Linked DNA regions of Mus musculus: all the other regions are linked to region 1. Evidence: chromatin loops called from intact Hi-C (ENCODE). Cell type or tissue: left cerebral cortex. All regions are shown on one strand.

Evidence for each region. Peaks named below come from ENCODE experiments on the same cell type or tissue, not always from the same donor. Only the 100,000 strongest peaks of a DNase experiment are listed, where the experiment ranks them.
Region 2: a loop joins it to region 1, with 2.4 times the contacts of the local background. A loop is called at or near these places in 7 of 42 quality-filtered maps.
Region 3: it touches region 1 in a loop (6-fold over the local background); 16 of 42 quality-filtered maps call a loop at or near these places.
Region 4: it touches region 1 in a loop (6-fold over the local background); 21 of 42 quality-filtered maps call a loop at or near these places.
Region 5: it touches region 1 in a loop (2.4-fold over the local background); 3 of 42 quality-filtered maps call a loop at or near these places.
Region 6: a loop joins it to region 1, with 2.8 times the contacts of the local background. A loop is called at or near these places in 4 of 42 quality-filtered maps.
Region 7: it touches region 1 in a loop (9-fold over the local background); 9 of 42 quality-filtered maps call a loop at or near these places.

What each region holds. Positions count from the first base shown.
Region 1 is chr9:50,169,894-50,173,893 of GRCm38, forward strand. No RefSeq gene overlaps it. Among named protein-coding and RNA genes, the nearest start is that of 2310003N18Rik, 61 kb to the right of the region's middle. In left cerebral cortex, a CTCF peak has its summit at 2,394 (motif pointing left); a DNase peak (open chromatin) is centred at 2,364; H3K4me3 peaks cover 400 bases; H3K27ac peaks cover 383 bases.
Region 2 is chr9:50,436,256-50,440,255 of GRCm38, forward strand. No RefSeq gene overlaps it. Among named protein-coding and RNA genes, the nearest start is that of Gm38579, 46 kb to the left of the region's middle. In left cerebral cortex, a CTCF peak has its summit at 2,034 (motif pointing left); a DNase peak (open chromatin) is centred at 2,028; H3K4me3 peaks cover 341 bases.
Region 3 is chr9:49,615,125-49,619,124 of GRCm38, forward strand. All of the region lies in intron 1 of Ncam1 (neural cell adhesion molecule 1), which reads right to left. Among named protein-coding and RNA genes, the nearest start is that of Gm11149, 99 kb to the left of the region's middle. In left cerebral cortex, a CTCF peak has its summit at 2,266 (motif pointing right); DNase peaks (open chromatin) are centred at 1,335, 2,289 and 3,755; H3K27ac peaks cover 1,547 bases.
Region 4 is chr9:49,491,934-49,495,933 of GRCm38, forward strand. No RefSeq gene overlaps it. Among named protein-coding and RNA genes, the nearest start is that of Ttc12, 7.7 kb to the left of the region's middle. In left cerebral cortex, a CTCF peak has its summit at 2,192 (motif pointing right); a DNase peak (open chromatin) is centred at 2,205.
Region 5 is chr9:49,526,906-49,530,905 of GRCm38, forward strand. The region is part of intron 13 of Ncam1 (neural cell adhesion molecule 1); the gene reads right to left. The region is part of intron 2 of Gm11149 (predicted gene 11149); the gene reads left to right. Among named protein-coding and RNA genes, the nearest start is that of Gm11149, 11 kb to the left of the region's middle. In left cerebral cortex, a CTCF peak has its summit at 2,213 (motif pointing right); DNase peaks (open chromatin) are centred at 685 and 2,258.
Region 6 is chr9:49,945,235-49,949,234 of GRCm38, forward strand. No RefSeq gene overlaps it. Among named protein-coding and RNA genes, the nearest start is that of Gm25633, 120 kb to the left of the region's middle. In left cerebral cortex, a CTCF peak has its summit at 1,820 (motif pointing right); a DNase peak (open chromatin) is centred at 1,831.
Region 7 is chr9:49,795,398-49,799,397 of GRCm38, forward strand. Ncam1 (neural cell adhesion molecule 1) reads right to left here and starts at 3,672. Exons shown (of 19, transcript NM_001113204.1): 1 at 3,281-3,672. The coding sequence starts at 3,332. In left cerebral cortex, no CTCF peak of the experiment used is centred here; DNase peaks (open chromatin) are centred at 651, 1,161, 1,553, 1,860 and 3 more places; H3K4me3 peaks cover 3,217 bases; H3K27ac peaks cover 2,726 bases.

The sequences.
Region 1 (4,000 bases):
TTGCTCAAAGAGGAGCAGGAGGGAGGAGAGAGAGGAGAGTGCTAAGGGGGAGGGCAATCAGAGGTGAAAGGGGAAAGGCCTCCAAGGGCAAACCTCCATATGAAACTGAACATGGTCATTCAGACATTCGGAGGCCCCAGGATCTTGCCCAGAACTGACCCAGATAGGCCACTGCCTCAGAAAGACCTATCATCCTCTCATGGAGTCTCTCCCCACCCCCTGGAAGTTATCTTCTTGCTGAAGATCAAACCCCTCAAGGGTTCAGGGCAACAGAAAAATGCAAAGCTTGCAGCTGGGCATGGTGCAGCAAACCTGTAATCCCAATACCTAGAATTGCTTCAGCTTCAAAGCCAGGCTAGGCAGCAGAGAGTGACACAACCCCCAAACAAACAAACAAGAATGGAGCTTGCATCCTATCAGAGTTGGGATAAGTTAGGTGGGTTCTCTCCAGGGGAATTAGCCCCTCCACCTTCACCTTGCTTCTTCTTGGTCTCACAACTATGGAAAGAACTCCTTTTTAACTCAAACCAACAGTAGCTTTGCACTGTTCCAAGGTGTAACCCTAGAGCCCCGGAGCAGTCTGGTGACAAAGGGAGATGTTATACTGTAATGGAAACACACCAACTCAAGAGATGATAAAGATGACTAGAGCCCTTGATTGTTGACACAGAGGCTTGCTATGTAGCTCAGGCCGCCCTAGAGTTCACAATCCTACACAGTCTCTGTGCTGTGTGCTGGGAGGGCAAATTTTGACCATGAGAGTCAAAAGTTTTGATTTCGCAATTGAATTGGATCCCATATTAAGTCTGACCCTGGACAAGGGATGTGAGCCTCTTCAGCGTCACCAGGGCACTGTGAAGAACGGTTTATCTAGAAACTCTCAGAGTATGCCTCCCAAGACCTCCATTCAGAAGAGATCCAGTTTCCCTGGCTGGAGAAGCCATTCTGTAAGAGTGCGATTCAGTCTGTGTCATTCTAAATCAATATTTTCATTGTTGTCTAATACTATCCTTGGAATCTTGACTTCATTTTCTTATAGTCCCACTTCCCTCAGAGTTGTACGAACTCCAAACCTTATAAAACCTGGTTGTATTGCTCATGGCCCTCAGGGGGTTACTCAATTAATGGGTAAAATGAAGTGCACACATACACACACAATGTGATTGGTTTGCAGAAAGCCAAGCACTGTTGGCCACAAATGATTATGAACAGAGTGCTGGGCTCCCTCCCTGCTAACCCAGGTAAGGGTGGGTCTAACACATGGTATGAACCTGACTGTGCTCTGCAGCCAGGCCCTAGCCAGCTAGCCTGGGCCAGAATCCTTAGTGACAGAAATGTTGTTCTGTGGATAAGCATCCAACTAGCTTTCCAGGAGGCCCCAAGCCTAGTCTTCCTTTTGACACGAAGCAGATTCCCCTTCTCTAAACCACTGTTTATATTTTAGCCAAGTGTCCCACATAAATCTCAGATCCAACCACCAGACTCTTTGGCTGCTAAAGAAAAGACAAAGACCAACAAGAAAATGGCCTAATAAGGAGTGTTCATAAAAGAGTTGGGGTGTCTCTGTAAAAGGCTATTCCAGGGTCAATTCCACACAACCCTACTGTGAGACTCCAGTATTGGAGGCCAGGATAGCGTTGAAAGCAGCTTCAGAGGGAAAACAAGGTTGTTTCAGAGAACCATGGCTCAAGCCAGGGGAGTGGGGCTGTGCAATATACACTTGGTTCAGGTCAGATTCAGAGAACTTCCTGAAGCCCCTGCTCCAGAGCGCTAGCTAGGAAACACACAGATTTGATTTCAGTTCAAATCTCTCCTATGTATGACTTCGTTTCCTATCCCCCCCCCCCCCTGCCCTTCACCCCCTCCCTCTTCCCTTTCTTTCTATAAGGAAAATAGAACGTAACTTTGTAATGGCTTTGTGGTCCCATAAATTAATATTAGGGTTTGGTTCAGAGCTCAGCGTAGTTATGTGGTAAATTGTGGTTTGGGGCTCATGGTCTGGATGAGGTCTCTGATTTGAAGGCCTGGAAGCTTGCAGAGTGGTGGCTAGAAAGAGCTCGGAAGAAACCTTTTGCTTGTAGGAGGAGTTGGCAGCTGAATCGAGCTGGACCTATGCTGACTCCCGAATTCTCCAGCCATTGCTTCAGGCTTGGATGCCCCTGTTTCTTTTCAGCCATAGTCTTGTGTAGTCTAGCCCAGAGTAGCTGTTATTTTTAAATAATAATTAAAAAGAGTGAAAGTAATCTTTGGGGAATGCAGGAAGGGAGAAAGTATCTTTATATTTAGACATTCTGGACTTGATTATAAATCCTGGAGCGTGGCCGCTCTGTTGGGAATTGCTTCTCTAGGCAACCCCTTCCTACATGATTAACCGACTACTGCCATCTAGTGGATTTGGAGGCCTTTGCCACACTAACTCCTAATGGAGGAGATGTGTGCATTGATTTTAAAGAGAAGCCATACTTAATTGGGCCCCTGCAAATCTTAGGATGGCCCACTGGTAAGGATTAAGAATCAGTCACTCTTGGATATTCCCCTGACTCCCCTGCACAATGTCTATGCTTTGACATCAATTAAATGAAGAAGGAGGAGGAGGAGGAGGAGGAGGAGGAGGAGGAGGAGGAGGAGGAGGAAGAAGAAGAAGAAGAAGAAGAAGAAGAAGAAGAAGAAGAAGAAGAAGAAGAAGAAGAAGAAGAAGAAGAAGAAGAAGAAGAAGAAGAAGAAGAAGGAGAAGAAGAAGAAGAAGAAGAAACATCAATGGGAGTTTATTTGGCAACTGACCAAAATCACTGTTACCCATTTACTGTGGGTAACAATCTTACTTACCAATTCCAGTTTCCCACTGAGGCTATAAACAGGATCATGGCAGTCCTTGGGCAAGACCAGAAGAAGCCCTTATTTGGAGGGGGAATGGGGGATCAGAGCCCTTGTAGCCATTTTCAAACAAACTGTGCTTTGGACTATTTAAGAAGCCCCAGGTTTCAGCCTCCAGGCACTAGATAGATACAAAGAGTCTTCTATAGATGGGATAAAAGTGTCTGGGGTGTGAACCCTGGAACTTCAGATGTAGCAGAATTCAAGATCACTTGCAATGTCTCTTCAGAAGGTAGATACATAAATATTCAGAGAAAGAGTTTAAGAAATAAACCAAATAGACAACACTAGAAGTGTGCAGTTTCAATCTAAAGCTGGATGTAGAGCTAATCACACACACACACACACACACACACACACACACACACACACACACACACACACACCAAGCCTCAGTCCTCTCATCTGGAAAATGAAGGCTCTGTTTAATTACCCTTCTGAGCACTTCTAGATGAAGTTGTATATGCTCAAGTTTTGGGAATAGCTCCAGGTCTGAGAGGTTGAACTGAGGGATCTTTTACACCTCACAAGGAGCACTTCCTACAGAAAGTGAGAGTATTTCACTTGAATGAGAACTTGATCAACCCATGGTGAGTTAGGTCATCCTGGTAGTTATGGATAGACCTAGGGGAAAGGCAGTGTACTGAGTCTCTTCTTGCCTTAAGTCACCGTGTGACCTTAGCAGGTTCTTTATATAATAACACTAGCTTTCCACAGCTAAAAGATATCCACAGTAGCTTTGATCTCATTTTCTTCTTAAAGGGTAGTGGAAGTATAAACAAGCAGAAGTGCTTCTTGAAAACCACAATATGGTTGGGAATGGCGGTTACACACACTTATAACCCAAGCACTCAAGAGACTGATGCAAGATTATCAGAGTTTGAGGCCATTCTGAGACACACTGCACAATTATCTTAAAAAAAAAAAAAAAAAGCTGAGTTGGGAAGGTATCTCATTGGGCAGCGGTGTCTGTTGTGCTAGCATGAGGAGCTAAGTCCCCAGCCCCTCTGTAGAATAGCCAGGCAGCTACATGTGCCTGTAATCTAAGCATTGGAGTGGTCAGGAAGAAACAGGAAAATCCAGGGATTTACTTGTCAATCAGCCATGTCAAAATGACAGGCTTCTG
Region 2 (4,000 bases), 270 kb after region 1:
CCCTCTTCTTCTTTGTTTTTTTAACTAGTCCATTCAGTACTACCTGTGCATAAGTGTAAGGTGCCATTGCTGGACTCTAGTCAATGTACCATCGTGGCCACAACCTTGAATGCATTACATAGGAGAGCAGGGGCTGGTCTTTAAAGTAACACTTGGCCTCTGCAGTGAGGTACTCCCACCCAACAGACAAGAATATTTATATTTGTTATGAACAGAACATTAAGTTCCTTGAAGAAGTCTGCAAAGAACCCATCTCCAAGTGGTATTTAGGCCTTGCTGCCTGTGGTGGCTTGAATGTGCTTGACCCAGAGAGTGGCACTGTTAGGAAGTGGGGCCTTTTGGGAGTAGGTGCGTCCTTGTTGGAGGAATTGTGTCACTGTGGAGGTGGCCTTTGAGACCCTCCTCCTCGCTGCCTGGAAGATAGTCTTCTCCTGGCTGTCTTTGGATCAAGATGTAGAGCTCTCAGTAGAAGGATGTAGAGCCCCCTTCTCCAGAACCATGTCTTCTAGGGCACTGCCATGCTTCACGCCTTAATGATAACGGACTGAACCTCTGAACCTGTAAGCTAGCCCCAATTAAGCGTTGTCCTTTCTAAGAGATGCCTTGGTCGTGCCGGGCGTGGTGGCGCACACCTTTAATCCCAGCACTTGGGAGGCAGAGGCAGGCGGATTTCTGAGTTCGAGGCCAGCCTGGTCTACAGAGTGAGTTCCAAGACAGCCAGGGCTATACAGAGAAACCCTGTCTCAAAAAAAAAAAAAAATTGCCTTGGTCATGGTAGGATTTCACAGCAATGGAAACCCTAACTAAGACGCCGCCTATCGGTTCTTTCCATTCCTTCTCTGTAAAGATTCCTGAAGCTTGATTCCAAGGCTCAGCATTATCCTGGTCAGTGTGGGCCCTTCCACACCCATGGGCAGATCCACCTGATGCCAGATTCATGATGACCCATGTTCATCTTGTCCAGTGTCATCCCTAGCATATCTCACTCAGGCTATAGGGACAGCTCTCCACAGTAACTATGGTCACACACCAGAGAGCACTTAGGCAGACAGTACAAGAACCATCCTCCCAGGTAACATTTGTTCCCAATTTTACAAATGAGTCTGAGGAAAATTATTTTTCCCAATTACTATGATGAATGGCAGAGAAGAATCAATTTCTGGCTTAAAGTTCATTGGAGCCTACCATGCCATTTCCCTAATCCAAAAAGAGAGAGAGAAGAGAGAATAAGTCCATAATTTATTGAAGTATGAGAACAGAGACTGCCTTTTTCACAAACTAAATGAGAATAAAGCAAAGACACCAAACTAACCATCCTGTCCTCAGAGCTCACCAACCCCCCTAAACCTTCACAGATCCGATGGAGGCTCCTCCAGGGCAACCAGCTTTTTAATAAAAAGAATCCTGACCCTCCCAGGCAATGTGCTGGTCTTGGGTTTGCCTGGCAGGGACCAATTAAAGGACCGCCCATCCTATTAGCATCTGCAGTTTCTACACTAACCTTTCTCTTGCCTAGAATGGTTTGACTAAGCCTGAGAAATCTAAGCTCTAAGGAGTCTTAAAGAAAGGGCAGTATTTCTTTCTTTCTTTCTTTCTTTCTTTCTTTTTTTTTTTTTTTTTAATCTCCAGGGGTTTCTTTTTAATCTTTCTCCCCTGCCCCCCCTACCCCACATACACACAAACCAAACAAGTCTTCACACCACACCGAGGCAGCAGTGTACCAAGGACCCTGGCTAAGCCTGGGGGTACCTAGCTCCATGACTTGCTTCCCACAAATCATAAGGACTAAACCAGGGTGTGTCATGCCCCACGGATTGATCTAACTCCAGCTCCCAAGCCAGCCCCCTCCCAGACGCATCGGACTGCCTCACGTTGCACCTGAGACCGTCTTCGCCCCCAGGAACCCTTCTCCCTGCAGGGTCAGCCTAGCCCCATGCCCAGAAGAGGAGCCGCGCCCACCCGAGCCCTGGTGTTGTGGTCCTCCCTGCTGGGGCTGCACCCTGGCTGCTTATGGGCCGCTGCTGCCACCTGTCGGTTGCCTGTCTAGAGCAGCGCTCTCAAGGAGGCCCTGGCCCTGCAAGAAGACTTTACTTGTAGAAGCTTCCTGAAGAAGGAGACATCTTCCTGTCCTATCCAGGTCACTAGTGCTGCCCCTGCAAACTGGACTTGCAGATGTATGTGTTATGCCTAGCTTCTCCTGGGTTCCTTCCAGAGGCGTACCCCTCGCCCTTCTTAGCCCAGATCGATCCCTAAAGACCACACACCTGGCTCCCAGGTACCTCATAGCCACCAGGACCTACAAATCTGGGCAAGCTAGAAGCTAGCCCTTAGCTGAGACATCCTGGGGGCACAAAGAAATACAGGCAAAGGTCGTTTAAACCCAGATGCAAATGTCAGAATTCCCCAGAGCAGAAACCAAGAAGCTATTAATTAATAAACTAATTAATACTATCACAAGTTCCCCCAGGTATCCCCAACAGTAAGGCAGCTTGGAGACCCACAAGAGCAGTAGATCTAAATGACCTTTTTGACTCAAATACACGACTGTTCATCGTGTGTCTTATCTTCTGCGGTCTTCACAACAGCCTATAAAAAAATAAATATTAACCCTGCTTAATAGACAAGGAGCCAGACTTACGGAAATGCTAGGCACTGGAGGCTGTGCAACTGAAGTGGGCGGGGCCAGGAACAGAGCTTTACATATGCATGTTTATAACCCCAGTGCTGGGAAGGAGAGATAGGTGGCGCCGAGGCTCACACATATACACACACACCTGAGTCTATGGGGGAAAAAAAAAAAAAAAACAGACAGCAGCCTCTGCCCTTGGGATAAGAAAGATTTTCACCAACTTGCCCAGCAGCCTCTTTGGGTCTCCTACCTAGTTAAGCCTACTCTAAAGTCTGTATCCTAAAGACTGTGTAGCCACTAGAAGAAAAGAATACATGCAAACTGGAAGGGATGGTTTCGTTTCATTCTTAGTCACAGCTACTTTGGAATGGGGTGTGTGGCTAGTGAATCCTGCAGAGCTTCTCGGACCCTGGAAGTAAGTTAGACACTGGCTGCCTCCTTGGTTCCCATATTGACGTTCCAGGTTTCTAGCGCAGGCGCGCTGCTCTCTCTTTCTGTGGATGCAACGAAACCATAGGCTTCATGCCCTTGCGGCCGTGTTTTATCCACAAATTCCTTCTTCCTTACATTGCTCTCGTCTGGTGTTTAGTGAGAAAAGTGACCAGTACGCTGGCTTTCAGCAACCCCTGAAAAGTCAGCATCAAAAGTTATCAACTGAGTTTGAAAACTCAGGTATCAAAAGGAGCATGGATTCTGCCGCCGCGACCATACAGCGTCCTAAGCTGGTGAGTCATTTGCATAGAGTCATCTTAGGCCTTCGACTTTTCTGTGGGACTGTCTAAACATGTGACTCCTTAGCATCCAACACAGCTGTGGGGTCACCGCAGGTCCCCAAACCCTCAGCTCCAGGTTTGGGAACAGCTTGGCGCTACCCTTACATGTGGTCTCACCTCTCCCCACGCACCCCAGCTCTGCTGCAAAGACCTTCTCTCTTCCTCTGAACTGGCCAGGCCTCCTCCCACCACAATATATTTTGTCCTGTTGGTTTCTTTGCCCCGGTGGCACTTCTCCAGGTTTTAGCAGGCTTAAGCGCTTAGTCTTGGAATCCCCATTCCAGTACAACCACCCTACCCATCCGGAAGCCCACTAGGCCCCATACCCAAACACTCTCCTCAGATCAGCCTGCCCTTGCATCCCCTCAATGTCTGCAATGAGCCTGCTTCTTTTTCAGCTTTCTTCTTTTCTGTCTCCCTGAGACAATGTGCGCTTTATGAAAGCCAAGACTCGTCCACAGAACGGAGGCCAGCACTCCGCCATGATACAGTGATTGTTCTGTGAGTGAACACAGTCACCCTACACAGCTCAGACAGGTAAAAGATATGAAGACTGTTCATCGTGTGTCTTATCTTCTGCGGTCTTCACAACAGCCTT
Region 3 (4,000 bases), 550 kb before region 1:
AAAGGGTTTTCAACCCCACAGGAAGAACGACAATATCAGCCAACCAGACCCCCCAGAGCTCTCAGGGACTATGGCTCCAACTGCATATGTAGCAGAGGTTGGCTTTATCATGCATCAATGGGAGGAGAAGTAGAGGTCCTTGGTCCTATGAAGTCTCGATAGATGCTCCAGTGTAGGGGAACTGAAGGCAAGGAGTGGGTAGGTGGATGGAGGAATACCCTCATAGAAGCAGGCAGAGGGAGGATGTGATAGGGCGTTTCTGGGAGAGAGAGAAACCAGAAAAGGGGATAACATTTGAAATGTAAATAAAGAAAATATCCAATAAAAAGGAATATCTTAAACAACAACAACAATAAAAACCATCCTTCTTATCCTCATGACCTTAGAGTTCTGCCTTTGTCTCAGCAGACAATTTACTTTCTTGATAAAAAAAACAAGGGGACAGAAGGGACTTTTAGTTCCCCCTAGGTGAGTCCCAAGAGAGACTTACTTCTCTGTGGGGTACATATGTGAATGCTTATGCATGTGTTTATCTCTGGTGTCTCAGTTTGGGTATCAGCCTGACTGACGTAAAGAATACTTAGAAATTATCCTCACTGTGCTTTTGGGTATCTGTGAGATGACCCCGGAGAGATGGTATGCAAGTCTGAGGACAAGACCTGCCTTTAGTACAGGTGGGCAACATATAATCAGTAGAGGGTCCAGAAAAGATGAATTTGAAAGGCAAAATGCCCTCCATTTCTGAGAGCTTACAGAGATTCCTGCTGTGCCCTTAAGAAATCAGAGCTCCAGGTTCCTTGACCTTAGGATTCCAGGACTTGGACCTGTAGCCCTACTCTCCGAGGCTTTTAGAATTAGAGTTTCAAGGGGGTAATGGCACATGTTCTTACTCCCAGCACACGGAGGGCAGAGGCAAGCAGATCTCTGAGTGTGAGGCCAGCCTTGTCTACAGAGCAAGTTCCAGGACAGCCAGGACTACACTGAGAAACCTATCTCAAAATAAATAAACAAATATTAAAGAAACAATAGAATAAGAGTTATATAGCCAGTTTCCTTGGTTCTGAGACCTTCAGGCTTGGGTTGAAACACACAACTGTCAGCCTAGGGTGTCTGGTTTTCAGAAAAACCTGTTGTGGGGTTTACCATAACCTTAATCTTGTGACTCAATGAATCATAAATGAATCCCTTCTTATACATTGATGTGCATTCTCCATTTGTTCTCTCTCTGCAGAACCCTGACTAATACACTATCTATAGTGACTCTGCTGTCAACAGCTTCTTAAGTACCCACCATATGCTGCTCCCTGCACTTCAGAATGCATTATCCCATTTAATCTTCACGCACTTCCTATGCTATCTCAGCAAAGGGCTCGTTCTTGGCATCTGCCAGTCTCCCTAGAGGTCTCCTTTCCTCTTCCTTTACTGTATTCTCCCCACCTGCTCCATCCCTCGGTGTACCACTATGCCTAGGACTCTCATCTAGGAATCCCCAAACCTCTCCTCAAGTACCCGTCTGCTCTAGCTAGCCTTCAAGATCATTATTTCTCATAACAGCTCGACGTTGAAATAGCAACCTTTGATCATTATCAACAAACTCATCCTTCCCACTTTCTCCTTGAGCCACTGCCAATCAGAGTCTGTCTGAACAATGTCACGGAAAGTGACAATGTATGTCAGTTCTCTTGCTGGAACTACTTGAGGACCCACTCAGATATAAATAGTGCCAGAGCCCCGACATCCATTATCCCGTGCTGTACTTCCTTGTATCTTCAGTAATACTGTTTGTGTTATACACATCTAATGGATGCTCCACCCTAACATGAGGATGGAAGCATGAATGATGTCCACTTGGTGTTTCTAGGTTCAAACACACAGTAAGAATTTTGTATTTATTTAATTAACAATCAAATTCTAAGAAGCCTCTTAAGGTTGTATTCTCACCTCCTTTGAATCACGGAGAAGAGTGGGGTTCAGTGTGGCTACACAACTTTCTTTAGGTTACTTGCCTAGCGAGCAGGGGTAGACACAGACCTCAAACCCAGACCTGATTGTCAAAGATAGCTCTTTTTGACCCTTTTTGCTCCTTCTTTTCCCACTGACATCACAGACACCTATACCCAGAAGACAGGCTCCTAAATTTACTCCTCTAGCCCAGGCCTGTCTTCTTAGACTCACAGACAGATGACCTCTTCAATTTTCATCTGAAAGCCTCTGCCTTTTGCAAAACTCATCCTTGTATTTCCCATTCAAGCCTGTTCTCTCATTCATACTCAAGGGGGCGCCATCTCATCATCTGCTCACATAGCAAATGCTTTTCTACCTCAAGTAACTCGGAGTTACCAGTTGTTCCGCTTCACTATCTGTGCCTTTCCTCAGAACTTCATCAGTGGAACTGTCCCAGCTCAGGCTTGGGCAGTTCTCACCTGGACCAGTGGCTATTTAATGTGTCTGGTTTCTTTGCTCTGGGTCAAGTCTCAGGGACTCATTCTTCTACTGATATCAAGGCCATCTGTATACTGTGCAGGTATCATGATGCCATTTGGGGGGGGGGGGGGTTGAGGTGGCTTGGTCTCCCACCTAACAAGATGCTTGAGTCAAAGCTCCCAATGTAAGATGTAAAGATGTCTCTGGGTTTCATTGAAGCTATGTCCCATATCTTCCCTGCAGTCTGTTCCTTGAGCATGCTCCCTGTCCTAGGCATGCTGTGCTGCCTGCGGTTCAAGGCACTTCACACCTGTCCTCTCTCTTTCCTCTGCTGGAAGGAACACTTTCTTGATGGCAGCCCTCTCTAGGAAGTCCTACATAAAGCCTGGTCTTTTCAATTAAGTCTTCCCTGATTCTTAACACTCTTCCCACAAGCTCCTGCTGTGCATTAGCGCTTCCCTAATGTCACATGGTGCATCTTTACTTGTCACTTTGACTATCTTCCTGCCCCATTACTTGCCTGTCTGCTTACACATTGCCCTTCACATTTTTTAAAAGAGGGACCAAAGGTTTTATATATGCATATATGTACTTGTACAGGTACATACACACACACATACACATATGTTTATATATGTGCATATATATACAAATATATGTGACAATATAATAGTGACTATACAGTAGTTTTGCTTTTGGAATTTGTATATGTTTTTATCATTGTGTACATGTCTGCATCCATGTGCTCATTTATAGATGGCTGCACTCACCATATTGACTTTGGGTATCTTCCTCTACCTCTGTCCACTTATTTTTTTGAGACAGGGTTTCTCACCGAGCCTGGAGCCTGTCTTGTTGTTTGGCTAGACTAGCTGACCAGCAGGTCCCCAGGATCCATCTGTCTCTGTCATACCCAGAGTTGAGTTACAGGCATATGCCAGCATGCCTGTCTTTTACACGGGTGCTGAGATCAGAAACCAGGACTCAGTGCTTGTGTGGGTAGCTCTTTACCTACTTAGCCATCTCCCAGCCTCAATAGTTTTGTTGGCTGGACCACTAAATAATATTTAAAATTCTCTATGATTATCTACTGGTGCCACTTTCATGAAGAGCATGAACAATGGCAAAGTCGCCCTGGCTAAGGATGGGCCTGGTATGCACAGCGCAGAAAGCATGCAGAGGTAATGCCTGCCTGCCTGCCAAGGCAAAGGGATCTGAAGGAGAACATGTTGGAAATATGCATTTTTCAGCACTGCACCAATATTTTTAGAACACATTACCCTGACTCCTTTCACATGTTGGCTTGGAGACGAGAAGTTGCCAGGCCATGTGTGACAGTTGCTGTCTCCGTTTGCTATAAAAAGAAAGGGAGCCGGCATGTTTCAAGCAGAGGAGCTCAAACGCGGAGTTGTGGAAATGTGCCATGGCCCCAGCAAGGTTCTACAGCTTTTACACTTGAGTACCATGTGCAAAGACAGGGCCTCACCACCAGGACCTCCACATGTGGTGTGTCAAAGTTGCAAAGCCTGAGCTCTGACCTTAAGGGTTGAAAACAAATATTCATTTGTTTAGGGCT
Region 4 (4,000 bases), 680 kb before region 1:
AAAGTTTGGGGACAGGGCGAAGGGAGTCTTTAGGCTTCTGGTCCTACACTAGCATCTCTCACAACTTTGACTCATTCATTCATCTTTCACTCATTCAACAAAGGTATTAATCAGCTCTGGGGCACACCGGAGACTCGACAGCAGGGAGAAAACTGTGCTGAAGATCTGAGAATGATGGCCCAAGGAGACTATGATCTTCCGTGCAATCCTGGAAGAGGTGGTGTTAGAATGTTAGGGAGTGAATTCTTCAAAAGAGTTTTGTTTGCACTCATTCAACACAGCAGGAAAGAGAGAAGAGACTTGGGAAACTGCAAGAGAACAGGGCAGGACTCTGTGGGCCGAGAGGAAGAAAGGGGATTCTGGGTAGTGTAGTCCTCAGTGAACCACACCATTGGCCTGTCTTCTGATCACTCTGTGTAAGGAAGCCTCAGGGTTGGAGTCTGTCGTGTCTCTGCTTCTAATCCTCAGCAGAGCTGCTGTGTTCCAAATTGTTTCCTGTGACATCCCCAGGAGAAAGTTGGGCCAAGAGAGCATGCTCAACTGTCACTTTTGAGTTTCTCTGCTATACTTATAGCTCTTAAAATAGTGCCTTAGCTCAAATGGTTATTGCGAATGAGTGTAAATTGAGTAGTTTATAAACAAACCTGTGTTTTTATGATTCTGGAGACTGGAAGTCCACCATCAAGGCCAAAGACATGGAAGCTTGTGAGGAGTCACTTCCTGGTCCCTAGACAGCCACCTTCTCCTCACGTAATAGGAGTGGAAGAACACTCCTGGTTCATTCTCATGACTGATTTACCAGCCAAACGCCTTACCTCCAAATGCACAGCACTGAGAACCAGGGTCCCAACCCATGAACTGCCCGCAGCACACAGGGATCAGAGCACTGCATTGAACAACTTTGCCCCTAGACTTTGATAACTCTGCATATATCTGTTGCGACAGCCTATTTCTACACCCTAGTGTCTTTTCTAAGGGAAGGGGATTCATAGAGCTATTTTGGTTTTAAATACATCTTCTCCAGCACACTGACTCTAGTGGGGAAAAGTGCAGAGATGATTGGTTCTAGAGAGTTCTCAGGCCAGGCAAATCCCTGGGGTTCAAGGTTGAGTCGGGCTTGATGTGCATGCCACCTGTTGCTTTTAGCCCATGGAAACTCAAGACTTCTCTTTCTATGGGTTCAAATATTTTCTTTTATACTAGAAGTTTCTGTAACAGTCATAGCTGTATGGGGCTAAGGAGATGGCCCAGCAGTTAAGAGCAGGCCCTTGCTGCTTTGGCAAAAGACCTGGGTTCAGTTTCCAGCACCTACATGGTGGCTCACAGTTTCTTATAACTCCAGTTCCAGAGGATCTAGCATCCTTTTCTGGCTTCCTTGAGCACTGCATGATCGTGGTACGCATACATATATGCAGACAAGCATTCATATACATAAACACTCCCTCCACAAAACTAAGAGTAGAAGAGCATCCTCAAAGAAAATAGAAAGATTACTAAGAGAAGGAATAGGAGGGATCCAGGTTGGTACCCACCCAGAGTTCTGGGGATTGGGAGGAGAGGTAGAGATGCCAAAATTGAGGGCAACTCAAGCTGAGTAGTGAATCCAAGACCATCCTGCGTTATAAAACAAAACCAAAGAAACTCAACATAACAAAGAGAGGGAGAGGGAGGGGTAAGAGGAAGGGGAAGGGGAAGGAGAGATGGAGCAAAAGGGAGGAAGAGAGCAAAGGAAAGTAAAAGGAAGGGGGAAGGAGGGAGGAAGAGGGGAGGAGAAGGGGAGAGGGAGGCCAGAGGGAAGGAGAGAGAAACAGACATCATGTGGGTAAGTGAATTTGTCCACTACAGTAGTTTGTTGTGGAAACTACGATGGAATTTTGAAGAAGCAGAGACACTAGAAACCCTCACTGGAAGCCCTCCACAGGAATTACTGTCGTAATAAAGTGTTCATATTCCATGCAAGTGTGTGCTCTTTTATACCGGGATAAATCAGCACAGGATAACATTACCTCTTTTGGAATCATCAAAATACACAGCTTAGTGGAGGAGGAGGATGTGGGAGAGAGGAGTAGACAAGGAAGAAAGGCATAAGGGGAACCCTAATTTTCAGGTTTCCTGCAAGACAATGGCTTTCCCCATTGTGCCAAAATTTCAGGCTAGGCCTTGTATTCCTGTGATTCTTAACATAGCCACTAGATGGCAGTCCCAGTCTGCTCTGTGTGCTTTCCGGTCAGGCCCCAGCACTGGAAATGGTTGCTAAGATTTCCCCCAGGGAGCCTTAGCCTCTTTGAGCCTCCTGCCCGGCTGGGAGCGGCTGTATTTTGAACATAGAGGAGCTCTCTGGTAGATCATTGCCTATAAAGGACTTCAGCAGTGTGTCAGGATTGCAGATTTTGGCAAATCTGCAGTTTGTAGAACTGCAAAGAGAGAGGGTGTGTCTTTATTGTCTAGCTTCAGTGGGAAACACTAGTGGACACTTGCCATACTCTGGCTGTCCAGACGTTGTTGAACAACTTTATTTAGTCTTGACCAAAAGGTGGCTTTGCTGAGCCTTTCATAAGTGTGGGGTTGGGACTGAGGGGTGGTTGGGAATGGGGGCAGGGCTGGGGCTGGGGCTGGGGCTGGGGCTGGGGCTGGGGCTTGAGGCTTTTGGGGCTTGGGGCTTTGGGGGCTTGCTTGGGGGCTTCCTTGGGGACTTGCTTGGGGGGTTGGGGGCTGGGGCTAGGGCTGGGGCTGGGGCTGGGGCTGGGGCTGGGGCTGGGGCTGGGGCTGGGGCTGGGGCTGGAGAACAGTTTGGAAGCACTAATGGAAGCTTTGGGAAGCCTGTTCCTTTGGAAAGCTGATGTTAAGCACATTCTCCAGGCCTGGAGAATGTTCCCTCCCACAACCCGGCCATCCCACCAATATTCACTTAGTACACCCCTTGTTTAGTATAACTAGCCCAAAGCCACTTGGACTGCTCTAAGCTAAAATCCATTGAGCAAAACAGATGTGCAAGCCCCATTCCCCTCTACATCTGGAGCACTTCTATGTAGCAGGGGCCTTTGTGTTATGGACGAGGTAAACATGTTCAGCAAAGAAAAGTACTTGGCCATGATCACACAGCTGGGCAGTACCATAGCCAGGACTCCAGTGGGAGCCGTGTTTCTCTGCAGCCCACAGTCATTGCAAAGTCCGTCAAGACAAGGACAGTGTTCACCAGATTCATCACTATGCCCTCATTACCCAACACAGTGCCAACCTATAGATAAATAAGGCTGTGGCCTCTCTGGGGCTAAGTGCTGACTAAATGGCTACTTCTGTTCTTCAGGCCCCTCAGGGTCACGCCCCCTGCTCACTCCAGCCTCCCTGGGCATCCTGACCTTTACCAATGACCATTTGGAACTGAATTAATGTCCAGGACTTTGGCAGGTGGCCTTGAACAATGGCCGCTGTTACGTTGGCACCTGCTTTCTTGGATTCTGGTTTCCAGGCTACAGCTCAGGCTGGATGCTGTCAAAGGATTCTAGAATCAGAATAAAGCCTTCGGTATATGATGGGTCAACCTCTTCTCGATTCTGAGCAGTGGTCACCGCCCTCTGCTTAGAGACACTGTGTCCTCTCTTACAGCCATGCTGACTGCTGGTTGGTGCTGAAACTTCAGTCTTGGGCTGGTGACATTACTGAAAGGTGATTGATCATGCCAATGACATCAGTGGCTTAATCAATTTAATAAAGTAATTTGCAAAGCGCAGCCTTATGAACTAGAAGTGAAGTTAGCAACTATGAAGCCCCTGCTTTGACGCAGATGCTGTGTACGGTGGTAGTGGATCAAATCCGAGAACAAGATGGATTCAGGACGTGCCCTGGGGGAGTTTGGAGTTCAGTAGGAAAGAGATACATCAAGTCATACATGAAATACATAGGGTGCTTACGATGGGCCCAGAAGGTGTGCTAACGGTATTTTAGATCATCCATCTGACACCAGACACTGTGCCAGAGACAAACTTTGGTGCCTTCTTGG
Region 5 (4,000 bases), 640 kb before region 1:
AGGGGGTCCCAAGGTTCTGGGGTGGCTGCTGCTGTGATTGAAATCATTATGGGCAATTTCAGAAAAACCAATATTGTAATTATTTGTAAATGTTGGTTTGCCATTCATCAGCAATAGGCATGTTGCTTTAAGAAGACCCCTGGGGTTAATTATACCTTTTGAGTTTAGCTTCATCTAGGATTCAATTTTTTTTCCCTCTCAAATATTTTATGTTAAAGCTGAACACAGCGCTACTTTAAAAATAAACCTTAACCAATAACAAATGCTCTGGGCAGTTCTGATATTTTTTTCCAGCAGACCATAAGTCCATACACGCATGGAAGAAAATGGTATGAAAAAGGCCGAGTCCTGTCAGATACACCATAGGCAGGCTGCTGAGCGCCCTCTTAAGAAACCGTAATTGAAATGGTTATTTCTGGCCCTGGAGATTACAGGCTCCTCCTGTGGAATTACTGGGCTTCTGTGCCCTTCCTTAAATCCAAGTCTGCCGCGTGCCTTCCCTCTCATCTGCAGGGCTCTGGAGATGGAAGAATCTTTACAACACAAACCACAGCAAGCCTGGGGCTTGGGGAAGAAACCTCTCTGAGCTGTGAAGGGACAGCGGGAGCCCCGCCCCGCTCCGGGAGGCCCAGTGCCAACAGTGTGCTGAGCATGAAAGACCAAGGGACAAACAGCCCTTCAAGGGCTCCATGCCTCCTCTTTGCTCATTCATTTTTCAATGTCTATTTTTAATTATGTATGTATTGTGTGTCTGCGGGAGCCTACAGAGGTCAGAAGGGGGCATCAGAGCCTCTGGAGCTGGAGTTACGGGCAGTTGTGAGCTGCTCAGTGTGGGGACTGGAACTGTCCCAGGTCATCTGCAAATGTACTAGTACTCTTAACTAACTGAGCCGACTCTTCAGCCCTTGTTCACTGTGCCTTCTCTTTCAAACAGATCTATCTGCACAGAGGTCTGCAGTCTCAGCTTTACACATGGATAACTACTGAATGGTCTAGAGTTTGTGTTGAAATCTAGAATTTTTACTATCAAATATCGTTGTTGTGAATTAAAAACACGGAATATTTTGCTTATCCCAATTCCCATTTCCCTTGTTATTTCTTCGGGCAATTTTAACCTTGGGTATACCTTTTTTATTCTATGCCTCTTTATACGAGTCCAAAATGGGATGATTTCCCTATTCACATGGGAAGCCTGTTTCATGTCTCCAGCTCAGACACATTACGGTTCCATCAAGGAACAGTACTGACAGGTCCTTTGGGGATTAGCAAATTGCCTTGGGGAATCAGGATTTAGAGTGATTAGGCCACTAATTCTCTGTCCTGAAATGGAGTTCTTAGCTAGAGATATCAAATGAATAACTCTAATGTGAGGTAGGCTTTGTCTGCTCTCGGTCTTTATAACTCTCCCTGACACTCCTCTGGGGTCCCTCCCGGGATTTCCCATACTTCTAAAGCTTAGCTCAGTTATATTAAAGATGAAGGTGACAATTTGTACTCGGCACTGTTCATCTCAAATGAGGTCTCTGGAGACAAGTGGCCTTTTTCTTTAGAGTTAAAGAGATGTCTGTGCTAAGGTGACCTGACCTTTGCCACCTGAGTCCCTGACTTCAGGGAATATGGAATATGTGGGTAGGGATGTGGCCAGTTTGGGGTTTTATTTATTTAAAATGGGTATGGGTATTTCGCCTGCACAAATGTCATGTGTGCCATCCCAGGGCATCGGATACTCTAAGGCTAGAATTACAGATGGTTGTGAACTTCCGTGTTGGTACAGGGAATGGAACCAAGGTGGTTTGCTGTCTCTCCAGTCTCAGTTCCTTAGGTCTTAGCAGAGACCCAAGGTTGACCTTGAACTTCGGGGGGACCCGAGCTCACTGAGGCACCTGGTGCGGAGTCCATTCCTGCCCAGTTCTCTTAGGAATTATGAATGTGTGTTGGGAGCAGGAGGGAGGGATTTGGATGACAAAATGCAAATTAGACAGCAACAAATGAACTCTGACAGACTGAGCCACAAAAACACCGATTCCATTCTTGTGGGTGGCATGAAAGCACCAACGGATTAATTGACCAATTATATTTGTTTTATTGCCCTTAAAAAAAAAAAAAACTGACCATGAAGGTTTCGCTTGTGGTTGTGGGGCTGATCCAGGCTGAAGAATTTAGGACAGAAATAACTATGACCGAGTGAACGCTGCTACTCCTTCTGAGCCACAAGGAGGCGCCACACTTCACTAGTTCATGAACATTGGTGTGGGTATTAAGTGGGCTACTGGGATGTTCCTGCCCTCACACTGGTAACCTTTGGAGATCCGGTCCCTACTCGAAGGCTTCAGGCTGATAATACTCCACTGCCCCTCTCTGAGGACCTTGGCTACAGCTACCTCTCTACCCTGGGAGCCGCCAGGGTGCGAGATCCTTCGGAACAAAGGCAATTAGAATAGAAAGTCTGTGTCGACCTGTCAGAGGCCGAGGCTCCAAACACACAGCTGTAAAAAAATAAAAATAAAGGAGGGCGTGGAAGGGGCGGTTAGTGATGTTTTCAATCTAAGAAGGAAGAGTGGGTGTTAAAGAATTTAGTTCGTCAGAACCAGCATTGCCTAACACAAGTCAGGGTCAGTAGCTAAAGAAGAAAAAAAAAAAAAAAAAGATCATTATGAAAGGGTGTGAAGGGAGCCATGCTCAGACATGCAACACAGTGACAGGGGAGCGGGCTTGTCACACTCATGCTGATGGTGGGAAACCGGAAGTCCCATTTACATAGTCCTTGGACAATGCCTATAAAGCTACTTCTCTGCAGAGGCACCTCAAGCTAAAGGTTCGGATATATGGGAAGGGGTGAGGGTGGGGCAGTAGGGGAATCTTAGTTTGCATAATGCAGAGTTCAGCTCACCCAAACAAATTCACTCCCTGCTGCCCTGTGGTAGGGACTTAAGTGTCTTCTCCACCACAGCTATTTGATGATGGGGGATGGGATTCAGTCCCTGCCTTAACCTCTCTTCTCTTCATTCAGTGTTTCATGATGGAACATAGTAAATAGCGTCTGGCTGATGGGCAGAGTTTCCGGTACTTGTTAAAAGCATCCCAGGCGATTTTGGGTAGGAGCAGATGGATAGAGAGTGGAATGGGGAAACACCTGACTTCATCAGCTGTTCTATGTACGATCCACTAACAAGAGCGATACTATTAGTTTATTTAAAGCATCTGAAATCAGGCCCAAGTCACTTAAATCCTTACTAATGACCAGGGGAGGGAGGTGGGAGCTGCCCTTAAAAAGCTTCACTCTCTTATTCTATAAATTTTACTTGCGCTAACTTCTCTTATCCCTCCTCCCTTTTTTGGGTTTTGTTGACCACTCCTGAAGATGGACCTCTCTTCAGGAGTGAACAAATTTCTTAGTTTCAATGCTGTGCTCCACTTTATCCTGAATCACAGCAGTGCACTGCAATAGCCAAATTTGTTTTTAAAAATCTCATCAAATTTCAAATTCAAACTTCAACATCTGCATACACTTAGCATCCTACAGGGAAGTCCCAGGGGCTATTTTTCTAGACCACTAACCATTTAGCAGTCACCATGACTCTGAAAGATGTCTACCCCTGCTGGAAGCCAACTTAAAGGAGAGAAAAGTCAATATATTTGGGGCAGGGAGTCCCAAAATCTTTAAGATTTAGTAATCTTAAACTTCCAATATTCTCTTTCCAAAGACTGACAGATTCAATACCAACTTTTAACATAGATCAAATTATTACTGTGGCTTGCAAGGTTTTTGGGACTTTTCTATTTCGTTGCATACCACGTAAAATATGAGACAAGTCATTGTTGGAGATGAAGGTGCCTCCTCTGCAAGTCCAGGAGTCTGGGTGTAAATGGGACTGGCTTTAGGGTCATGTTGCCACAGCTACAAAGAGGAAGTCCTCAGTGACTGTGAATGGAGGGAGGAGGAGAGGGGATACACACAAGGTAACAAATACAGGGAGTGTGACTCAGACCAGGAACAAAG
Region 6 (4,000 bases), 220 kb before region 1:
CTCTCCTCTGATACTTACTCTGGAGGGTCAGTGAGGTTTGGGGAGCAAGGAGTGGTTCAGTTAAAGGCTTGCTGCTTGCACGGATGTAACACGATTCCATAGGCCATAATTGAAAATCTATTAACTCTAGAAACCAGTATTTCACATAAACCTCTCCAACCCTGGCCATCCTGCAGTGAGCACTCCCTCCTGTTATTCTCATAAATCAACCGAGATAGGCTGGGAACCGATCGATGAGAAAAAATTATGCCACAGCATTAGATTTCATCATACACAACTTGAACTATTACTTTTCTGTCCTGTGGTATAAGGAATCATGAGAATTAATAGTCTTTCTCTTCCCAAATGATGGGTTTATGACGCAGTGTTACCTACATTCTATTTCTTCCTTAAAACCATCAATTAATTTAGGGTACTTATAACTGCTCAGTTACTTCCTGAAATTAGCACCATCATTTAGCACCACCGTTCCCTCTCCCCAAAAGAGGCTTAATAGGAATTTAAAATAATGATGTGCTTTTACAGGTTTTGGCCACCATCTAATGCCTAATTCAGAACTATCTGCCTTGTCAAACTCATCTGTCTGACCTTCTCTGTAGATGCACTTGTCTCAACTTCATCTTCTTAGAGAAGCATCTCTAAGGTACAGATGAGTAAACCCCAAGGTCAAGGTGACTCTGTAGTGATTCTCCTCTTCCTCGGGCATCCCTAACTTCCCTGGCTTGGATTATAAAATCTGGCTACTTTGAAAGAAAAATGGTTTAGAAGTGAAGTCATTTGAAAGCAGAGCTCTCAGCAAATCTCAGTACACCAATGACTAGAGGGTAGAGTGTAAGTAAAACACTAAAAGGTAGAGAGAAGTTTCTGCTTAGTGGAAGACCAGTGGTCCTGGACAAGGACAGGAAGCAGGAAGGATACAGAGCAGAATCCCAAGAGTCTCTGAGGCAATTAGCAAAGATTTGTTGAGCAATTCTCTCTCTACCTATTATGCTTAGTTGTCATTTTAAAGCTTTACTGTATTTATGAATAAATCTTGGGTTTTCTTGGAAGGAAGCAAGAAATTCTTCCCAACACCCATGAGGAGTTCTTTCCTCATCATTCTCAAAGCAGTGTCAGTAGGTGCAAACAGAAGGAACATGTCCTCTGGGATCGTTCAGTCACTCGCTGTCAGAGATAGGATAGTACTTCGGAGAATTAAGAAGAAATACAAAAGCGACAAGATGTAGCTGTGGAACCTACATGTGTGTCATTGTGTGAGAGATAAGGCTGTTGAGCAAGCATCTAATTATTTAGAGAAAAAACTAACAAGTTTCTTTTTTCCCTGGGTTTAAATGCATTGCCTGGGTGCATATGTGTGTGTTACATACATGCAGGGCTCATGGAGGCCAGAACAGAGCTTCAGATGCCCCAGCACTATATTATAGGCAGTTATGAGTTGCCACTGTAGATGCTGGGAACCAAATCCAGTTCCTCTGGAAGAGCAGCAAGTGTTTTTAACCTGGTGGCTCTCAACCTTCCCACCTCTGTGACCTGTTAACACAGTCCTTCATGTTGTGGTGACTCCCCACCGTAAAATTATTTTCATTGCTACTTCTTAACCTAAGTTTGTTACTGTTATGAGTCATAATGCAAATATCTGTGTTTTCTGATGGTCTGAGGTGACTTCTGTGAAAGGGTCTTTCAACTCTCAAAGGGGTCATGATCTACAAATTGAGAACCACTGTCTTAATCACTGAGCCATCTCCCAAACCCAAGAAACATTTTTTTTTTTAATTTGTAGGAAAGAATCCTTTATTTGTAGACAAGGCCAGAAGAGGGAGCTTGTCTAGCTGGCCTGATTTCTAGGAGTATTGTGCAGACTAGAACTGGTTTCTACCTTCCAGTGCTCTGGAAGCCAGAGTGTGAACTCACACTGGCACATTTGCACAAGTGCGAATGGCTGAGCTGCTGTAAGTGTGCAACTTCCTCCCGAGATTCCCTCCTCTTCCAACAAGAAGACTTGCCTCCTCTTCAACCTTTTCTGCGACCCAAGGCTGCAGGGCGCTGCCTCCTTACAAAGACTTCCTTGCACAAGTTACTGATAGGCAAGGGCTCTGAGACTCTCTTTGTCCTGAGAGTTTTGGTCGTCGTGATCTCTCTCTCTCTCTCTCTCTCTCTCTCTCTCTCTCTCTCTCTCTCTCTCTCTCTCTCCTCCTCCTCCTCCTCCTCCTCCTCCTCCTCCTCCTCCTCCTCCCCCTTCTCCTCTTCCTCCTCTTTCCCTTCCTCCCTCCATCCTTCTCCCTCTCTCTTTCCCTCTCCCCTCCTCCTCCTCCTTCCCTTCCTCCCTCCATCCTTCCCCCTCTCTCTCTTTCCCTCTCTCTCTCACCTTCTCTCTCTCCCTCCTTCTCTTTCTCCTTCTCCTTTTAACTAGGCTATATGACATGTGTATCAATAACTAGATGAAAGAAGTGAAGAATGTCAAGTCATCATAGTATAAATCAGGGACAGAATAAACCAGAAGGGAAAAAGGCAAGATTGTGAGACATGGGGAGGTCACAGACAGTCAGATGCCTTGCTGCAACAGTAATTCCTAGACTCAAGTGAATTCAGACTCCTGGGTCCCATGATGTTTTCTGATATTCTTATAACATATCCTACAGGCTGCTTAAATAAAGGAATCATACGCGGTTAATTTGTTGGAAATTAAGAGAGGATTTAAAGGGTCTGGAGCCATGGCCCAGCGGTTAGCAACATGTGCTGCTGTTCCAGTAGAAGATGGGGGTTTTGTTCCCAGTGCCCACATTGGGCTTGTAACAACTGCCTGTAACTCTAGTTCCTGTACTCAGGCACACGCACGCACACACACACACACACACACACACACACACACACACACACACACACACGCACACACACACACACACTCCTACCCTCACATAAACATTTTTAAGAGACAGTGGGGATTTAAAGCATGCTTCAGGAATAAGCAAATATGAAGTTTTCCTTCCCCATAACAGAGAGGGATGCAGGTGCTTTGCTTCAGTGGAGAATTCCCTGCCTGGCTCAAATCCTGCTTTGTCCTCGTGTGGTCAGATTATTGAGTACTAGCCCAAGCACAGTGGGGCTGGAAGATGATCTTGAGCAGAGGTGAGTACAGTGGGAGAGAATGGGAGACTGTGATGGAGGATGGATGGTTTATTAAGAGGAGGCAGGTGATATTTATACCCTAGGGAGAATGGCTGGTTGGGCTCATGTGGTGGTATGTTATTGGTTGAGGCAAGAACATGGAAAGTGCTTCATTTGCATACTCAGGAGCAGCAGGGGCCAAGGGGAAGGAACCTTATAAGGTTATATAGAAAAGAAATCCAGCCTCGGATGTTTCAGTCCAATGGTCAGATAAATGGCATAAGTCCAGCCCGAATAACCCTGAAGACACATGAGCTATGTGTATCATTTGCTATGTGTACCGGGGCTACCCAGTGCCCAAGAAAGCCTAGATGCTGGCATCTCTTGGCACCAGAGCAAGGTGGGGAAGCAGCCAAACTCCTGCCACCCTCCAGGATGAGAAAATCTGGGCTTCTAGGCATGCTTTGATCCTTCTCAGTTCCAGGGCAGCCCTGCAGTTCTTCTTGCAGTGCCTTGTGCTGTCCCTCGCATTTGGAAGAACCCAGAAGCTGCTGTCTGAGTCCTTCCTGCCCATGGAACCTTAAGACAAGCCAGATGCTTTAGTTAGGAATCCGAGTTTCTGTACTAATGTGAGCCCATTGTGAACCAGAGTTCCCAGAAAAGAGCCAGAGCTTACCCTGAGCATTCTGTAACGCTGGTTGATTGATTAGAACTTCACTGTGGTAGAGAGGTTCACATGCTACAAGTCCAGAATCAAGTTATCTTGGGCCATCTCTAGACCCGTTAGTACCCTTATATTGCCCTCTTTTGAATGCAACGTTCATCTTTGTGACTATGTGGTTGGTAAACATTTTTGGGCCATACAGACAGATCCCTAGCTTCCATCAACCCATAG
Region 7 (4,000 bases), 370 kb before region 1:
AGTGGTTTAGTAGCTCATGGATGTACTATCAGCACTGTAGCTGAAGCAAGAGGATTCTAAAATGGTTCAAGGCCAACCTGGTCTAGATATTGAGTTCTAAGCCACTAAGGGATACTGTCCCCAAATAGCCAAACAGCAACTTAAATAAAAAGAGGGCCATAGTTCCACAATTCTAGATTATAATCTCCATTTGACTTTAGTCTTGTTACAATTTAAACGAATTCTAAGTTAATCTCAATGTTTTTTTAGCTAAACTTTATGGACAGCAGCATGTTTTTGAAAAAGGCTGTGAGTGGCGAAAGGTTTTCTGTATAAGTATGGCTTTGTTACAGTCATTTAAATTTTGTCCAAATTTTACACTTCCTCTTGTAAATGAAAACCAATGTCAAAAGAATAGAGGTCTGTGTAATTACTCTCCCAATACACCTTTTTGAACAGCATCTTCAACTGCTTAGCAAGGGATATGAGGTATATTTTATGTATGTTTCCTTTTGTACTAAATTTGCTCTTTGTTCTAAGTCTGGTGTTATCTTGTTAGAAAAACAGTGCTGCCTAATCCTTAACTTTTTCAGGTTCGACTAGCAAAGGACTAAAATTGTCAACTAAGCACGTGGTTCCAGATCGTTCAAGCACAGAATTCAGTCAGCCAGCCAGCATGCAACAAATGCTGCTTCCACAATCTCAGATTTACTATGCAATTATGCAAGCTGCCTTTTTATTTCTAAAGGGCAGAAGACACCTACAACATCTGATTCATTTGCTATGCACCAGGATATTTATTAACGAGTGCTATGGATAGCGTTTCTTATATGTTAAATTCTCATGCTCACCAATAACAGAGTTTGAATTATATATACCATTGTCTGTGGATACTCTACAGCATTTGCAGCTTAATGACGGGGGATATTCATATATATCCTTCTTTTATATCCTTCCAAACCCTTTGGTCTGAATTCTCTAGATTTTTTTTTAAGCTGGTTAAAACAATACTTTAATTGAAAATTCTCTTTGTAAAACCACTTTCTTTTGTTAAACAGGCTGGTATGTGCTTCTTTCTCTTCGTCCTCGCCGCCTGGGTTTAGGGGCAGAATAAGGATTCTTTCGTTCCAGGGAACACTGGTTAGGATGCCAGTCTTGCCTGAGCATCCAGTATCACGCCACTGTAGGATTCCCTCCCTCAGCTCCCACCAGGATAGGAACACTGAGGGTTACACCCATCTCCATTATGGAGAAGACCACAAGGAGATCCTAAAAAGACGCATCATGGAAGATTAGGTCTCCATTGTCATGCTGCTATCCAGAAGGATGGTCTCAGTAAACACACCCTAAGAGGAGGTCACCCACAGCACCACAGGGAAGGGCACGCCTCTGCCAGTCCAGGGCTTGGTGGTGGCGAGGACCCATTTGGCACGCCCTGTCAAGACACGCCCTACCACACCCCGCCACGCCCCTCCACCCCAGCGTCTAGTCCTTGGCCAGAGGGTCAGCGCAGGCGCGTCTGCTCTCCGGGACACAGCTTGGGAGCTGCTGTCTTCTGCACTCGCAAGCGAAGCGCTCCGTCGCAACTGTGCGCCATGGACAGGGAGCCTGAATGCTCCAAAGCGCCAAGAAAGAAGCACGAGTGGGCGAGAATAAGCTAGCTGGACCAAGAGATGTCCCAGGGCCTATCCTTCTCCATTTTACGTCCTCGAAAACGGCCGTGCAGCTAGGGGCAGTAACAGGGCGGGGTCTCTCCCAACGGGAGGCGAGCGAGACCGTTAAGCTAGAACACCCGGGGACCATCCTGGCAGCTTGGGCGCCACCCGCGCCGCAATAAAAGCCTCTCGCGGCTTCCCGCCCAGCCAGCCTCGCTCTGATTGGTCGCCGATCAGAGTTGGCTGGAGGCGGTGGCCCAGCTCTGCTCTCTTGCTGCCCTCGGAGGGGGGCGCACTGGGTGCTCCCGGGGCCGCTCTGTGGGCTCCACACCCAAGGCTTAGAGATCTGGACCAGTACAGCCACACCAGGCAGAAGCCACAGCCATGCGCGGTCTCCTCCGCCTAGCCTGCTTTCAGCTGGTGCTTGGCAGCACACGCCCCCCCCCCGCCCCAGCTGTCGGCCCATCCCACCCAGCTCTCGGCGGCCCCAGTGCCCTTTGCTTCCCCCTCTCCCAGTCCATTGGGACGCCAAAGCACAAATCCTTGGGTGGGGTAGGGGCAGCAGCTGGAAGGGAGGGTGGGCACACTGAGGAATTTTCCAGGGAAAGCCGAGATGGAAATAGCCAAAATGCAATGCGCCCCCTTCCCGAATGCTAAGGATCTCTGGGCGGTGGCACAGCCCTCGCCACCCGCGACAGCGTCGCTACGGTCTTTCTCCCGAGCTCCCCATTGTTCACACTTTGCCAGGATCAGGAATATCGCCCAGAGAAAGGAAGAGGTGTCTTGGGCAGCTGGCTACCTGCCATTCTTCGCTGGCACCGTGCAACCCTAGGCTCTCGGTGCGTGTAAAGGCACACGCGCGCACACGCGCGCGCACACACACACAACCAGGCAGCCCCGATCACGCCCTCCTCACCCTCCGCCCCTCTGCACTTCCTCCTGTCAAAACGCGGCGCTGGACCCTCCCATCCCTCCGTGCTCCCGGCCGAGGGCAGGTTTTGCAACTACCCAGCAATTTGGCAAATGAAAAACTAACGTCATTTGCACGGGGGTGCAGGAACGACCACAGGGCCCTGCGGTGCTGCCGGTGGTTGCCCCATTTTGCAAACCGTTATTCGGGGCGGGGAAGACGGGGGAGTAAGCGAAGGCTGCAAGCCTCACTTTACCCCAGCCCGGGACATAACGGTGGGGGTAAAACTGCCCCAGCCTTATTGTTCACTCTTCTCGAAGCTTGACAAACACCTCTAGGTGAAAGATGAGCCTGGGGGGCGACACCACCCGAGCCACGCATCCGCCACCCGCCTTCGGGGAAGGGGAAAGCAGCGCTGCCCATCACGGCAGCATCCCGGTCCCCATACCCCTGTCCCACCTCCGCGGGCACACAAGTGGGAAGGGCGTGCGCGGCCGCCACTGAGCGGGGAGGCAGCCGCGTCCAGCGCCGTCCCGGAGGGCACGGGTTTGGCTGGCCAAGCAAGGACGATACGATGCGCTCCCTTCTCAGCTCAGTGAAAATGCTGTCTTTGCTTTACACACAAAACCAGCCAAAAGAACCGGGCTTCTCGGGGATAGGGAGAGAAGACAGGGGCAAGCGGACAATTAACAGACCCGATGTAGATTTTTTTTAATTAAATTAAATTAAAATGTACCTGCAGTTCCCAGGAAAAACAAAGTCCAGATGAGATCCTTAGTTCGCAGCATTGTAAACTGCCGGCTGGGAGGGATGTTCTGGCCGCGGTAAATTCAGTGCCTTCCCCTTGCAAGCGACTGTGGACGGCGGCGGAGCAATGGACCGAGGAGCAGACAATTGCCAGGCTGGGTATGATTATTTTTGCAGAATTGTTTCTTGCCAGCCACTGCCGAGCTGCGTTCACGCGCTGAGCGGAGAATGAGTGACAGTCCCAGCCTCAGCACACTCGCAACTCGGAGATCCCTGCGCTGGCCCGGGTTGGCTTTGATGGAACTGGGGATGCGAGCGACGGGCGGGGGGCGGAGGTGAGAGCCTCACTGTGTCCTTCCACCACGCCGACCACAAATAGTTCCTAACATCCAGGAGGTAAGAGACAGGGGAGGCAGATGCGGCTGCCTGTAAAACGCGGCCTGGAGTTACCAAGGGAGCCGGGCTCTTTCACAGGGAACCTTCCAGGCAGAGCTGGGATTTCTTTTCACCCTTTTCCTTCATTCACGTCTTTGGAGATCATTCTGCCCTCCGGCGTTCCTTAATCAGGAATTTGAACGTTTTTAATAATTAGGGGGAAAAAGAATTTTAGATTCGGTTCGATTTTCAAAGTTGTGGACACCCCCCCCTCCAGTTTAGTTACTAAAGTCCTTGCAATAAAAAGCATATGGCTGCTTCTGCTTCTTCTTCT